2 separate regions of the Homo sapiens genome follow, and region 2 is linked to region 1. The links are chromatin loops, found by intact Hi-C in ENCODE. Cell type or tissue: adrenal gland. All regions are shown on one strand.

The links. Peaks named below come from ENCODE experiments on the same cell type or tissue, not always from the same donor. Only the 100,000 strongest peaks of a DNase experiment are listed, where the experiment ranks them.
Region 2: it touches region 1 in a loop (2.7-fold over the local background); 63 of 110 quality-filtered maps call a loop at or near these places.

What each region holds. Positions count from the first base shown.
Region 1 is chr4:25,176,378-25,184,377 of GRCh38, forward strand. The region is part of intron 1 of SEPSECS-DT (SEPSECS divergent transcript); the gene reads left to right. Among named protein-coding and RNA genes, the nearest start is that of SEPSECS-DT, 20 kb to the left of the region's middle. RefSeq lists an enhancer at 4,389-4,458. In adrenal gland, a CTCF peak has its summit at 4,340 (motif pointing right); no DNase peak of the experiment used is centred here.
Region 2 is chr4:25,362,307-25,370,306 of GRCh38, forward strand. It overlaps ZCCHC4 (zinc finger CCHC-type containing 4), which reads left to right. Exons shown (of 13, transcript NM_024936.3): 11 at 2,148-2,199; 12 at 2,716-2,860; 13 at 6,723-8,000. The coding sequence ends at 6,858. Among named protein-coding and RNA genes, the nearest start is that of ANAPC4, 11 kb to the right of the region's middle. In adrenal gland, a CTCF peak has its summit at 4,914 (motif pointing left); no DNase peak of the experiment used is centred here; H3K27ac peaks cover 1,797 bases.

The DNA of each region.
Region 1 (8,000 bases):
AGACAAACGATAACGCAGATAGAGGCCAAGATATCATCTTTATCACTGTTAAAGGCTAAGAGACATTGCCAAATGAGCTTCCTCTATAGCATTCAGAATTAGCCAGATTTATCCATTATCAGTTGTGGTCCAGGGCAGTCTCACCCTGCCTTCCCCAAAAAGAAGGAAGAAAAAAGGACTGGTTGGGGGAAAGGACGGGAGTAAGAGATGGGCTGGAGAGAGCCAGGAGAGTAGCCTCTGCATAAAAGGAATCTCTAAGAATGGAGAAAGCCATGTGTGGTGGTGGTAATGAGACAGACACGTTCTATAAAATGCAGTCATCATCACATCTAGAAATGTCTTAAAATCTAAATGGTTTGGAAATGCTCTTTAATGATGACTGATGGTAATCTGTTAAAATGAAATAATACAGATTGTACTGTGTAATTTTTAAAAGTGATATTAGGTTTAGGTTTAAAGTTGATGATAACAAAGAACATGTTTGAAAGTTTATGTCTTATTTTTGTGGGTTTTTTTGTTTGTTTTTGAGACAGGGTCTCACTTTGTCACCAGGCTGGAGTGCAGTGGCATCATCTTGGCTCACTGAAGCCTCGACCACCTGGGTTCAAGCCATCCTCCTGCCTCAGCCCCACAAGTAGCTGGGACTATAGGTGCAAGCCACCACGCCCGGCTAATTTTTTGTATTTTTAGTAGAGACAGGGTTTTGTCATGTTGCCCAGGCTGGTCTTGAACTCCTGAGCTCAAGCAATCCATCCGCTTCAGCCTCCTAAAGTGCTGGGATTACAGGTGTGAGCCACTGCACCCAGCTGGTTTGAAAGTTTATGACAAGAATACTGCAAAAAAAAATGCTTGCCAGACAGAACATCTTCCTTTGACTCTTCTGTGAGTGAAATAAATGAACCTCTGTTGTTTCAGCCACTGTACAAATATTTCTGCAGTGATGCAAAATAGATGTTACTGAAAAACACACACTCAGCAAAAGCGAACATTAAAAAGACTGCTTTCAGGAATATCAGGATTATAGTCAGACCACTAAAAAATTTATGCAGCTTTGTAACTAGAACACTAACAAAACAGTATTGGTACCTTGAGAGAGACAACTTGGACAGTCCAGGCAGGAAGCTCAACACGTTTGGAAGTTGCCTCAAGGCTTTAAAATGCTATTCAAAATAATTGTGGAATATCACAGAGATGAAGAACAGATTAGCCATTGCTGGGGTTAGGGATGGGTGGAAGGGGCGAGGTATGGCTGTGAAGGGAGCCTTGTGGTAATGGAACAATTCTGTAGCTCAGTTGTGTAGTGGCTATATTAATCTATACATGTGATACAATTGCACAGAGCTGCACACACACACACACACACACACACAGTATATAAAAATGATCAAATCTGAATACACTCTGTAGATTGTACCAATAAGCAATTTCCTGGCTTTGTTCCTGTACTGTAGTTGTGCCAGATGTTACTATTGGGGCAGCTAGGTGCAGGGTATATGGAATACATATAGATAGCAATTTCCTGCAAAACTATAAATTTCTCAAAAATCAAAAGTTAAAAAAAACATTGGCCAGGTGCAGTGGCTCACACCTGTAATCCCAGTACTTTGGGAGGACAAGATGGGCGGATCACCTGAGGTCAGGAGTTTGAGACCAGCCTGGCCAGTATGGCGAAACCCCATCTCTAATAAAAATTCAAAAAAATTAGCTGGGTGTGTTGGTGGGCACCTGTTAGGAAGGCTGAGGCGGCAGAATCACTTGAACCTAGGAGATGGAGGTTGCAGTGGGCCGACATCGCGCCACTGCACCCCAGCCTGGGTGACAGAGCAAGACCCTGTCTCAGAAAAAAAAAAAAAATTTTAATTACCGGGCAGAAGTGCTATCTGTGGTTGTAGAATCAATGCAGATGGAAATGGAGCCCTGAGCCAGTGGCACTGTATCTAGGCAGCCAGAAAAGGAAGTGTAACCTGCCCTGGGCATGGCTGGGCGTCTGCCTGTTTAAAAAGGATGCTCAACATGTTGTACTTATTTTTATTTTCTCAACATATACCAGAAATAGTTCTTGCCTGTGTATCAGCCAACCTAAGGATATTCTCCCCCTTTCTGTTGAAGGTTAGAATTCTATTCTCACTACTCAAGCTCCTCTTCTTTCAACATATGTTAGCGTTTTGAATTTGATGTGTTCTCTTTATTCAGGATCTACGTAGCCATTTAGAAAGGTATACTTGATTGCAAGCGGGACATTTTCCAAATATAAGCCATAATATATGTAAGGATCAGAGAGTCTTCTGGGAAGATTTGAATCATGTGAACAGACCTCCCTTTTGTGCAGATACTCAGGTGTATTTCTGGGAACTGGCTTCTGCAGACTGTTGATGTCCCCATGTGTAAATGAATACACAGGCTCAACAAAACTATAGTTGGTGACTGCAAAAGCCCTCAACTCAAAGGTCTTAACCATCATTGCAGAGGAATCACCAGGGGCATTTGTTTAAAATGCACATTTCCTGATCTTTTCCCAGAGTTTCTGAATCTGTTGGTCTGGGGACAAGGTCCAGGAATCTGCAGTGTCACATGCACCCAGGGCATGTTGACGCTGTCTCTCTGAGGACTGCTCTTTGAAAAACAGGCTTATATCACAACAAGAAGGAGGCTGGCCCACTAGCTTTTAAGTATTTAGCTGATTTCCTGCTGAAATAGTGCAATGTGGTTAACAGTGAGCCTTGGAAGAGATGAGTAAAGGTGATGCTTCAAAGACATGCTGAGCAAACTGAAAAGCAAGTTAAAGCGCCGTGACATTGCTTCCAAAAGCCAAGGATTGACAGCAGCTGACAGTCATGCTGGTACCTGTGTCACCTTTGAATACAAAGAACATTGGGCATTTTGACTTATTTCAGCAGGGATAAAATGTTAGGGAGGAAAATATTCCCCTAACTGCCTTCCTCCTCTGAAACATCAATGTAGAATAATAATGCCTTCTACTCATGTATCAGCTTTCCAATCACCAACTTATTTGAAGGCATCACAAAAGAGACCTTTTAAATCATCTACCCTTAGGCAAATAGTACATTTCTTGAAATTCCTTGAATGTTGAAAAATGTACTTTTGAAAAAGACATTCCAAGACATTCTTTATAGCTTAGAAACATTTCCGTCTCAGGATGTTAGGAGATATCCAGGTGAAGTAAAAACACAGAAGGAGGCAAAAAGCTGGTTGGCAGATTATTCAGACATCCAGGAAAATTCTATGCCCATGTGACTCTGTGTTGCATTTGAATTTATAAAAATCATGAGATCTGTGTTTCTCCAAACACTGCTTCAACCATTCAATGAAAAACATCCTTCTTGCACTCTTGGAGACACTGAGTTCTGCCTGGTCCATTTTTAGGACTTGCATTTGGAAGACCTTCGCCTCAAGGACTAGAGTTCATTGTTTTTGTATATTCAACATTTAGTATATTATCCAATGTGTAAAAGATATTAAATAGTGTTGACAGATTGAAGGGCCTCTTCTAGATGGCACTAACTAAGGGGAATTTAGAATGGGGTGGAAGGAGGAAAAGGAAAGGTTATTACCAGACCCATTCTCTCCTTTTGCTTTGAAATTCATGGTACTCGATAATTGGTTCACATCCAAAGAGTTAACTGAACTAGATGAGGTGCTGTGTAACTTCTGCAGGCCAGAGGGAAGAGAAGAGAGTAAGAGCTAACAAGTATTCAAAAAAAAAAAAAAAGAAAAGAAAAAGCTGAAACCTATAGTCTCAGCTGCTTGGGAGTCTGAGACAGGAAGATCCCTTGTGCCCAGGAGTTCAAGTACAGCCTAGGCAATATAGTGAGCCTTCGTCTCTAAAAAAAATTTGTTTTTAGTTTTTTAAAAAAGAAAAAACAATAGAGCTAGAGATCTTCAACAAGTAAGACCCAGTGTCAAGGCAGGCCACTCTAATTAGATATTTGGATCAAATATAATTTAAGGTTAACAATAATTACTGCACCAGACCCTTTATTTGAATTATTACATTTAATCCATACAACAAACCTATGAAAAGGAATAATCTGTAAGAGGCTTATTGCAGCCCCAGCCACTATCACCTGATGGATGCCCAAATAATTGTGTTTTAATAAATGAAGGAATGAGTGAGGAAATCTTCACCTTTGCAGGTAAAGAAACTGAGGCTCAGAGAGGGAAGGGAGCTGTATTTGAATAGCCATTCTATATTTTCAATGTGCTAATAATAAATGTGGTTTCATGTAATCAAGTTTATTAACTGTGCTCATACATGTTATTCTACTCTCAGTGTGACCTCCAAGGTCTACCAGTTGTGAATCTTAGCAACCAGTAGGTGGCGTCCCCATGCAGTATTAATACTCAATGCTCATCCAGTAGCAGCCCCTTCCAAATTGAGGAAGTAAGACCCCTCTGGAGCACTTCAAAATAGTAATTTATAAGTAAGATAAAATGATCATTGAAAACTCCTGGAATTGCATCCCAATGGCTTTTATAAATGTATTTTTGATAACGGAGTGAATTGTGCTACCCCTCCCCCACAAAAATATGGTCACCCCTAATCTCTAGAGCCTATGAATGTGACTCTATTTGAAAAAAGAGTCTTTGTGGATGTAATTAAGTATCACAAGATGAGATCATTCTGGATTACCTAGGTCATTACCTAAATCCAATGGCGTATCCTTATGAGAGCAGAAGAGGAGAAGGTCATGTGAAGACAAAGATAGAGAGTGGCAGCCACATACCAAAAGATGTCTGCAGCCACCAAATAAGTAAAACTGTTTCAAAATCAAGGCAGTTCGCTTAATAAAATCATGATGTTTCAGTCAGGCATACTGACTCACACCTGTAATCCCAGCACTTTGGGAAGCCAAGGCAGGCAGATCCCAGGCCAGGAGTTCAAGACCAGCCTGGCCAACATGGTGAAACCCCATCTCTGTTTAAAAAAAAGAAAAGTAAAAACATTTTAAAAAAATAATAAGATAAACATGATGTTTTAAACTCAAGTACTTAACCAAAGTATTCAACCTACAACATTATAGGTCTTTGATGTGTATATTACTTTGAACATGAATGTTTGTATCATTTGTGAGACAGAATTATATTGGAGATGTGTATTTTGATTTCCCCAAAGATAACAAACCTTGTCTCTTTTCTAAGATCATACCACTCCCATACATCATTCAAGAACAATGAGGCATTCAATTATCCATCACAACTTTTCCAAGCGCAGTATTAGAAGCAACCCAGGGACCATGGAGAGATAAATGTGCATTACAGTCATCTCTGAATAAGCCATTCTTGTCTTATTTATTATGACCTTGCATAGGCACTCATTCAAATACATTCAGCAAACACTTATAATGTACCTAGCAGGTGCCAGGTGCTCTACTAGATGCTGAGCAGTCAACAATGAATCAGATCTAGTTCTTGAAGTTCAGTTGAAAAAATCAAAGTCACCTAGGAGAGAAGAGCAAGGAGTCAAATATGGTGCATGTGACAAGTGAGAATGGGTAGGGGTGGTGGAAGCACACGTAGGAGGCAACCTTCACTCAGGGCCAAGAGTGGGAAGAGGAGGAGATAGCGCCCAGGCTGCATCTTGAAAGCACAGTTAGCAGAAGTAGGGACTGGGACACATGGTGGGAGGAAGCAGCAGCAGGAGCAGAGATGTCTGGGAACCAGCCAGAGAGTCACTTTGTCTGGACTGGAGACTTAAATTGAGGAAAGGCCGGATAGGCAAACAGAGCCATGAAGGGGAAGGGCTTTGGTAAGGGGTTTGAATTTTCTCCTTAAAACAACAGAGCATCAGTAAAGGGCTTTATATCAGTTACTGAGTGATAGGATCAGATTGCTTTTTTGGAAACATGAATCTGCCGGTGTGTGATGGTGAAACAGAATATGTGGCAGGGGTAGTGAGAGAAACCAGGTAAGGAGTGTTGAGACCATCCATGCAGACATTAGGAAAGCCTGGCAGCTGCAGAGGGGTGAAGAAGAGGAGAGAGTCTGGAGAGGGTTGATATGGTTAGGTTTTGTGTCCTCACCCAAATCCCATCTTGAATTGTAATCCCCGGGTGTTTAGGGGGAGATCTGGTGGGTAGTGAGTGGATTATGGGGGGGGGGGGGTTTCCCCCGTGCTGTGCTTGTGATAGTGAGTGGATTCTCATGAGGTCTGATGGTTTTATAAATGGTAGTTTCTCCTGCACTGACACACCCTCTCTCGCCAGTTGCCATGTAAGATGTGCCTACTTCCCCTTCTGCCATGATTGTAAGTTTCCTGAGGCCTCCCCAGCCATAGGAAACTGTGAGTCAATTAAAGCTCTTTCCTTTATAAATTACCCAGTCTCGGAAAGTTCTTTATAGCAGTGTGAAAACGGACTAATACAAGGGTATTAAGGGAATAGTTCTTAGGATTAGATATGGAGGTGAAGGAGGAAAAAGTAGAATGGGAGAACTCTTACCAGTTTTTGAACTCCTGAAAGATTAAGCCCTGGCTTTTCATCTCTGTACCAACCTAGCCACCTTGACAAAGTAAGTCCTCAATTTGTTAGCAGTAGAATAGAATTTCCTGGTTTTCTGTTAGAAACTGAGTCTCTGAGTCGTTTTCACATGCTCCTGGAATACCCTTCACTTTCAAGTATATAAAGCTGTTAGGAGAGTGAATTTATGACTCTCAGAAGGGCCTCCTGTTTTTGTTCATCTGCCCATTGAGCGGCTTCTTACTGAATTAATGGCCTGGTGCATGAATCACAGGGACTGCCAGTGCAGAATTGAGTGCTGACAGGTGGTTTCGGCTCTCTCATATCTCTGTTGCTGCCTTGAGTTCTAGGCAAGGGTCAGCCATGGCTGAAGCCTTCCCCTGCATCTGTCCCTGCCCCCAGGTCTCTCACAGGCATCAATAGCGTACATATTTATACTCATTCTGTAGAAAGGCCACTGTTCACGTCTCTCTGCCTACAACCCCTGAATAAATTCCTACAGCTCTACTGATTGAGGCCTTTTTAAATCATTTTTTGACTGAATGACTGAGCAAATGAAGCATTGTGCTCATGAAGTGCTAGATAGGGGAGTAGCAGACTTGCTTTCTGAAGCCAGAGTGCATTCAATGTGTTTCAACAGGAAGGCACCCAGAAGAGAAGGAAACCAGGGAACATAGGACTGAAATCTCTATAGGAGCAGCAGAGATGGTGTTAGCAGATAGTCATTCAAGAGGCAGAGATGACTTGGAGCCTCGCTGGGCAGAGAAAGCCTCACAGAGGAAAATGGGTCCCTAAAGACAGTTAGGATTTAGCCAAACATGGGGGGATTGGGGGGAGGTGTACTATTGGCCTACTAGGCTGAAGGACTCCTTTTGTGGGTCTGCTGCTTGCACGGTATGATGTTCAGAATCCCTGAACCCTGTCCACTAAGTGCAGCAGGTCCAAAATACCCCCTCCCTGGAGGGCTGTACTTCCCTGGGTGTGAATCATGGATGGATAGCAGAGGGGAGTGTGACCAAAGGGAGAAGACTAAGGTGCGGGGAAAATACGCGAGGCTTATTTGCAGACTGCTGACAGAGCATCGTGATAGTGGTAGAAGATGCACCAGGAAAACAATGTTTCAAACAGGCTGAAAATGAGGGTTATCTCTAAGTGCTAGTCACAACACGTCCAGATGACTCCAAAGGACCGTGTTAACACGAATGTCAGGCCCAATGAAGAGGTCAAAGGCATTAGCCAGGTGTCGTGGTGCATGCCTGTAGTCCCAGATACTCCAGAGGTGGAGGTGGGAGGATCGCTTGAGCCCAGGCAGTTGAGGCTGCAGTGAGCTATGATGACACACCGCACTCTAGCCTGGGTGACAGAGTAAGATGCTGTCTCAAAATCAAAGGAATGTGGTAAATATGATGTGAGCTTTGAACTTGGAACTAATTTGGAATACCACTTACCACTTACCAGCTGTTTCCTTGGGCAAGTTATTTATGTTTTCTCAGCCGGTTTAATCATCTTCAAAATGAAGATCAT
Region 2 (8,000 bases), 190 kb after region 1:
GTGTTCTTATAGAATGTATTTTTATTTAGATATATTCATTTTATTTTAGTTTACTAGTTTTATTACTTTTTCAATGTTATTTTGTTAATAGGATTTGTATTAATATGTATTATCATTTATTAATTATGCTATAATACAATATTTTAAATTATAGAGTACAACAGGCTTTTAAAAATACTTAACTGCCTTCATTATCACGAACTCATTTTCAAATGGTACTGTGTGACTGCTAAAATTATCAGCGTCTCAAATAAGGCATTAAATGAATGCTCAATTATGTGTATGTTGAGGACAAAATTATGGTGTTTCAAATAAGGCATTGACGTATTGGGTACCATCATCATTCTGATGAAATAATTAATAACATGTACTGTGCACTTTTAATATGCCAGACACTTTCCTAAGAGCTTTACATGGATTAACTCATTTAATCCTCACAACAGCCTTATTAGGTGCAGTTACTCATTGATTTTTTACAGATGAAGGACTGCAAAGGGACATCCTCCTATTTATTTATTTATTTAGGTATTATTTTTTCTTAATAGACTTGGTTCTTTAAAGCAGTTTTAGGTTCACAGCAAAATTGAGCAGAAGGTACAGAGATTCCCCCTATGTCCCCTGCCCCGACACATGCACATTCTCCCCAACTAGCAGCATCTTCCACCAGAGGGGTGCATTTGTTACAACTGATGGGCCTGCGTTGACACATCATTAACACCCTGAGCCCATAGTTGACATTAGGTTCACTCTTGGTGTTTTACATTCTATGGGTTTGAAAAATGTATAATGACATGTTTTCACCATTACAGTGTCATACAGAGTGGTTTCACTGTTTTCACTAAAAATCTTTTGTGTTCCACCTATTCATCCTTCTTCCTGAAGGGTGTCTCTGGCTACTACTATCTTTTTACTGTCTCTATAGTTTTTCCTTTTCCAGAATATCACACAGTTGGAATCATATAGTATATAGCCTTTCAGATTGGCTTCTTTCACTTAGTAATAGGCATTAAAGGTTCCTTCATGTCTTTTCATGGTTTGATAGCTCATTTTATGTTAGCTCTGAATGATATTCCTTTGATGTACCACAACTTGTTTACTCATTCACCTACTGAAGGACATCTTGGTTGTTTCCAAGTTTTGGCAATTATAAATCACCAAATTTTTTAGGAAGGCGGGTGACCCTTGTTTTGTTTATTTTAACTAAATCTGGTCAGAAAGGGCCTGTGAAGTTTAGTTTGGCTCATAAACACAAATTATTCTCCAAAGAAGAGGCTACATTTATATAAACATTAGAAAGCACATTTTTCTTGATTATATAATGGTATTACTGGTTATACTTGTTTTTAACAATGTTAATACATCTGATCGTTTATATTTAGTTTTTATTAGTTGAGACATGATGTGTATTCTTCATTTTAAAACAATTATGCCCAGACTGTATAGTTTAAAGTTGAGGAAAATGGACTTATTATTTAGAGATGCACACAAAGGTGGTAAAAGGAAGCAAGAGCTAGGAAATGACAGTCACACAAACTAAAGAGGTGTTATTTGGAGGGGAAGGGAGGGATGCTGTGACTTAGTAGGAGCATGGGGCAGTTTCCAGAGGGCTGGTGGTATTTTTTCTTGACCTGGTGGGTTTTATCCGTGTTTGCTTTACAATACTCATTAAATTGGATATATTTTATGCACTTTTCTAGATATTTTTATTTCATAGTTTTAAAATTAATCAAACAGTAACCTGTAATCTATCTTTCTAAATTATGTAAAGTTCTCAAATATGAATTTCATTAAGGATTATGCAGTATAGACACACAAAATTATGAATCATTAATTCTCTTGAAATTTTCATTTGAGTCCTTCTTTGTGCAGATTGGGTTGCTTGAACTGGAGTGGATTTTCAAGATCATTTAGATAAATCTCCTAGTTTTACAGTTAAGGAAATTGAGGCCCATCAAGGAGGCATTTGAGTTGAGTGGAGAAATGCATAAATTAAAATCAAAGTATCTAATTGTGAAGCCCAGAAAAGGCAGAAATAAGGAGTGAATAATTTACACAGATTTTAATAAGACATTTTAATTTTTAATTGTAGAACTTGATTTTTAATAACAAATTAATTATAATTTAAAAATTGTTTTTTTTTTTGGTAGGATGGCAGGAAATGGAACCATTGCTTTCTCTGTAAAAAGTGTGTAAAGCCTTGTAAGTATTGAGACTTAGTGTTTGAGATCCTATGAACATATTTTAGAGTTTTTCTCCATCTAAATAGATTTTTCATTGGATTTATAAACGAAAAAATAATCAGTGTAGAGACTTGTAATTTATTTGCTTTTTAATTTTATAGTTATCAGCATGTATGTTCTGCCATGTTCCGCCTTGCATGAGAGATGATTGCTAACCTGTTTCAGTGTGGCGTTTGGTTTGACTTATTTTAATAAGGCATTGTGTCACTCAGCCAGCCTCCATTGTAACAGTAGCTGTCAGCTCATAACTCATTGGAGAAGGGCTGAATTTGTTGCATGTAACAGAAAGAAGTTAGCTAGTTTATGTGGAATTCCAACCTCTTCTCCCTGGTCTCTTTAGCCAAACTAAAACTAGCTGTGCAAACTGGCCACAATACTTCAAGTAAACACTGTTCGTATATCCTACCTTAAAAGTTAATAAGATGAAAAATTACGTTACATGAACTTCCTTTAAAACTTAATTTTTATTTTACAGCCTGGATCCACTGTAGCATCTGCAATCACTGTGCTGTTCCAGATCATTCTTGTGAGGGCCCCAAACATGGCTGCTTTATTTGTGGTGAACTGGATCATAAACGCAGTACTTGTCCTAACATTGCTACATCTAAGAGAGCTAACAAGTCAGTCGAATACTTTACTAGAAAAATGTATTCCATCTGTGTTTTATACAGGATAATCCACAAAAGCATGCAACATTCAGAGGATCTTGAAGTGCCAAGTTAATTGTCACTTTCACTATTAAGTACTGGCTGCATAGATGGATGGAGGGAGGAGAGGAAGATGATTCAAAGAGCTTGCTTTCAAAGAGCTTACAGTTCTACAGCTTAGAGATGAAAATAACCAAAATATGAGGTAGAAAGTGGTTAATTTTACCTCTCCTTGGCTTTACGTCTCATGTGTAAAGTTATAGGGGGTGACAGTTCATGCTTTATTGAAGGACATGATATTTACGTCAGGCTTTGAGGGACAGATCAGATATAGACACATGATGGCAGGAAAGGCTGGAGAAGGCATTTCAGATTGAATAGCAAGTAATTCCACAGTAGGAAAATTGTGAGAAAGCTATTTCTTTGTATCAAATTTTAAGAAAAATATTTAGACATGCTTAATGCTTAAATATTTGAAATTTTTATTACTTTTTTTCCTGTGATTATTTTCACATCTCTCACCAATATTTGATTGGAGCTATGGATTACAACTCAGAGTATGGGGATACCTATGACAATAGCTTATTTAGAAGAGGCACTGCTTCTGGAATAGTTATCCCCAAAACAAAACAAAAAGAGAAAAACATTGCTATTTTAACCGAGCTAATTTGAATGATTATACTTTTTTCCTAACTAAAAGGGATGATAGTGATTAAGTCCTCTTCCTTTATTGCTAAGAAAACTAATGTTACACAGTTATTAATTGGAGATTACCAGACAGCTAAATTTGACATTATATGAAATTATATGACATTATATGAAAATTCAGATTGGGCTACCATGTGACTATGACTTGTAATTTAAAAAAATTGATTTGTGTTAGAAATATCTGATAGTTTAATAATTATTTATGGTAATATTAGAATTCTTTCCCATGTGTTTTATTTATTTGTGGTCAGTGAAAATTTTTTTTTCCATTGTGGTCTAGCCACTTGAATTCTGGCTACTATTACAACTGCCTCGTTCCTACATTTACTCTACTTTAAATAATTATTTCCACTGAGTAATCCAGGATAAAGTAGAGTTTTAAAAACTTAAAGAAGCTTATTGAAGAATCTTTTTTTTTTTTTTTTTTTTTTAAAGACAGAGTCTTGCTCTGTCGCCCAGGCTGGAGTGCAGTGGCCTGATCTCGGCTCACTGTAAGCTCCGCCTCCCGGGTTCATGCCATTCTCCTGCCTCAGCCTCCCTAGTAGCTGGGACTACAGGCGCCTGCCACCATGCCCGGCTTACTTTTTGTATTTTTTAGTAGAGACGGGGTTTCGCCGTGTTAGCCAGGATGGTCTTGATCTCCTGACCTCGTGATCTGCCTGCCTTGGCCTCCCCAAGTGCTGGGATTACAGGCGTGAGCCACCACGCCCAGCCTGAAGAATCTTATAAAATATTTTCCTTAGAATAAACCTTCAAAAATTGAATACAACTTCATAATCATATTAGTCTGGGATTGCTGTACCATTGTCAGTGTGATTCTGTGTGGTAGTCAGTAACGTGCTCAGCCTTTAATTCTGTGAACTTACATGGAAACAATTTGCATTTTGATACTCTATTGTAGGCCCTTCATTGCTTCCTAAATAGCCTCAGCTAGTGTGTTTGGCACTAATATACTATTTCATTAGGGGAAATCATCTAGTATCTTTCAGGACTAGATCTTATCAGGTTTAATTCCAAGAGCAAATCCTGTGAGATGTGGATGCCTGATAATTCTTAAATAATATTACTTTTTTTCTCAGAGAAGACACCTAAACTCCTGTTAATAGTTACTGCTTTCAAAAAATATATATAGTGAAATTGACAAAGCAAAATTATTTTTTTCTTTACAATAGTGAAAAATAACAGCCTTTTTAGCATACGTGACATAAAAGGTCTTTCCAGCTCATGCATTTTACAGCTATCTTATATTAATTTGTTTTTCCTTGGTGTTAATTTTTCTTTAGTTGCTAACTGGAATGATGCTGGCTCCCTCTTGTGGTTAAAGCTCATTTTATCAGTTACATAAATACCTATAATTTAAAGGACAAATACTAGGTCAATTTAATTTTAAGACAAAATAAAACTGACTTATAGTCAGTTCATCATCATTCAAAAACTTTATCTCTGGAAAGTTTTGTGTATTCATATTACAAATGAATATTTTCAAATATTTTCCTCCTGTTTCTGTTTACCGTATCCCCTAGTGAAAGTTCATTCATTTTTAGTCCTGCTTATAAGTGGATGAGCCAAAGAGAAACTTAAATTTTGTGTACAGGCACACATGGCTTCATTGACTTTGCCATTAGAGATTATACTATATTTCATTAAGTTTGCTAAATCATCACTTATCAAGAAATTATCCTACTTTAAAAAAGTGGGGAAATAGATTTATATAGTATGCATGAATCAGTATAATACTGTAAAGATGACTTTTTTGGTTTTAGTTTTCAATCCTACTCCTTCTGTAGACTGTTCTATTTTGAACTGATAAGGTATCCCTAGTCCATAGTGCAAAATCTAAATATGAAAAAATTTAAAGTTGTCAAGCAAAATTCTGCATAATAGTCATGTGGAACTAATAATAGCTAATACTTATTGAGTGATTATTATATGGTTAGCAGTTTGCATATATAAATAATTTAAAGTAGAGTATATAGTAGAGCACAGATCCTGGAATCAAGCTGGTTCTGCAAGTTCCTCATGGGGTGTTCATTGATTTCATAGCATTTTCACCTAAAAAAGTAGGGATAGAGAGGGGGTGACTATCCCCCTTATCTCTGTCTCCCAGCTCCTTGAAGTCAAAGATTATGCCCATTCATTTTTGTTTTCTCAACAGGTAACATATGCTGAGTAAACAAAAAGTGAGGCATAAATTGAACCCATTAGGGGATACATTGTTTATGAAGCTCTTTTCCCAGGTTTATTCCTGACAAGATCAAGAATAAGCTTTTCCTATGGAGAAGCTTATGAGAGGTGAACCTAACAATTGATATTGCTGGGTAATCAGGGGAGGAGTCCTGGTTTGGCATTGTTGTAGCTCTGGCCCCTTCCTTGGTTCTCAATATGTTGAGTGTCATGGCATGATTCTGCTAGCTTGGAGAAGTGAATGGATGGGCCAGTCATTTTCTCAGCTGCAGGTCGCCTGTAACTTAGTGTGGAGAACACCAGAAACAAAGAATCTGTTTTGTCTGGTGTGGTTCAGTGTTTTCAGAGGGTGAGTTCCAGCTTGTTTATTTTGAAGCTAATCTTCAAGATAAGGACCACAAAATGCTGATAACCCTGCGTGGCACTTGTCAGGACTTTTAGATCCGCTGAGGAAAGGAAAATCTGTACGACTTAGGAAACAGGCCCTTTCAAGGCTTCTCGGTTTTTTCCATTGTGCTGTTTCATTTTTCTGTCTCTGCTGACTGCCCCATGTATCAGCTCCTCTCCAAAAAAAACGGAATTCAAGGATTTGGAGATTGAAGTGCTGAGTTGAGCAATACAGATGTACAAAAAACTTTTTTAAAAAGTCCAATCTCACTAGCTTTGCATTTACCTCTGTGGTGTGTTTGCCCCGGACAGCTTGTTCTAAATCCATAGTAACCATCTTTTAAAGAATTTTTTTTTCTCAAACATTTTGCTTGGTTAGGCCTCTGACTCTTCCCTTGTTGTTATGGTTAGGAGACTGAGGATTTATGCTTGCAATACAGTAGATTCTTTCCCTTCTTCTATTTTCTTATTTGGTTAGCTAGTTAATTAAACTTCAACATAATTACATAATTCACTGTGCTCATTCTGTGAAATAATTTAGCACCTTGTTTTCCAGAGCTGTCAGAAAGCAGAAGCAAAGAAAAAGTAATAAGATGAAAATGGAGACCACGAAAGGACAATCCATGAATCATACATCTGCTACAAGGAGAAAGAAAAGGAGGGAAAGAGCCCATCAATATCTTGGCTCTTAAATGTCCAGTGACTGGAGAATAAGAAAGATTTATGGTCCAACCTTTGATGCCATTTTCTGAAAGTGCCACACTGGACTTAAATTCAGCTGCTTCCAGAGGTGTGCACCTTTCTGAGCTAGATAACAGGCAGGTGGCATTTGCTGGTTTACAGTCCCTTATCTGCCTCTCTGGAGACATGGGGAGTTGTTCCATCTTCAGCCAGTTTACTAGTTCTTTCAGCATTCATTTTTCCTCACTTTAAGTCTCTCCCAGTCACATTGTTCTATTTTTATGTTTTCATTTTTTTTGAGATGGAGTCTTGCTCTGTCTCCCAGGCTAGAGTGCAATGGCACAACCTCAGCTCACTGCAACCTCTGCCTCCCGGGTTCAAGCAATTCTCCTGCCTTAGCCTCCTGAGTAGCTGGAATTATAGGCACATGCCACCACGACTGGCTAATTTTTGTATTTTTAGTAGAGACGGGGTTTCACCATGTTGGCCAGGCTGGTCTCGAACTCCTGGCCTCAAGTGATTTGCCTGCCTTGGCCTCCCAAAGTGCTGGGATTACAGGCATGAGCCACCTCACCCAGCTCCGGTCACATTATTCTAGCCTTTTTATCCAAAAAATGGGCAGACCATTCTTTTGCAGAAGATGTCAGAAGAAAATGAAAGTGAAAACCTATGCAGTTTGTTTACCGTGAACATAAAAGTATGTTAATTTAAATAGGAAAATATTTTATGTTAAATATGAAACAATAGTTTAAACCCCACTTGAAAAGTATAGCGTACAATTATTTTTAGACTGAATTTGAAGATGATGGAAAGGGTTTTTACAAAGGCACTGTTTAGATATACAGATTATAATTATAATTACATTATTATTAAATATTTATTCTTCAAGTACTTTTTGCAGTTGTCCTCTGACGGTCTAGAATCACTTAAATGCTTGTTGAATGAGTGAGATGTTTAGAACTACGACTTGCTCTGTCATTCCAGTGTCGTTTAACCTATGCAGTAAGATTCTGTCTTTGTAAAAGTAGTTCGTAGCAGAAGCCAGGATAGTTTGGTAATTAAACGCCCAAACTAAACTCCTCATTCCTACCCTTAATATTTCCTGGCTGTATGATCTTGGCCAGGTCACTCTCTAAAAGCCCCGGTTTCTTCA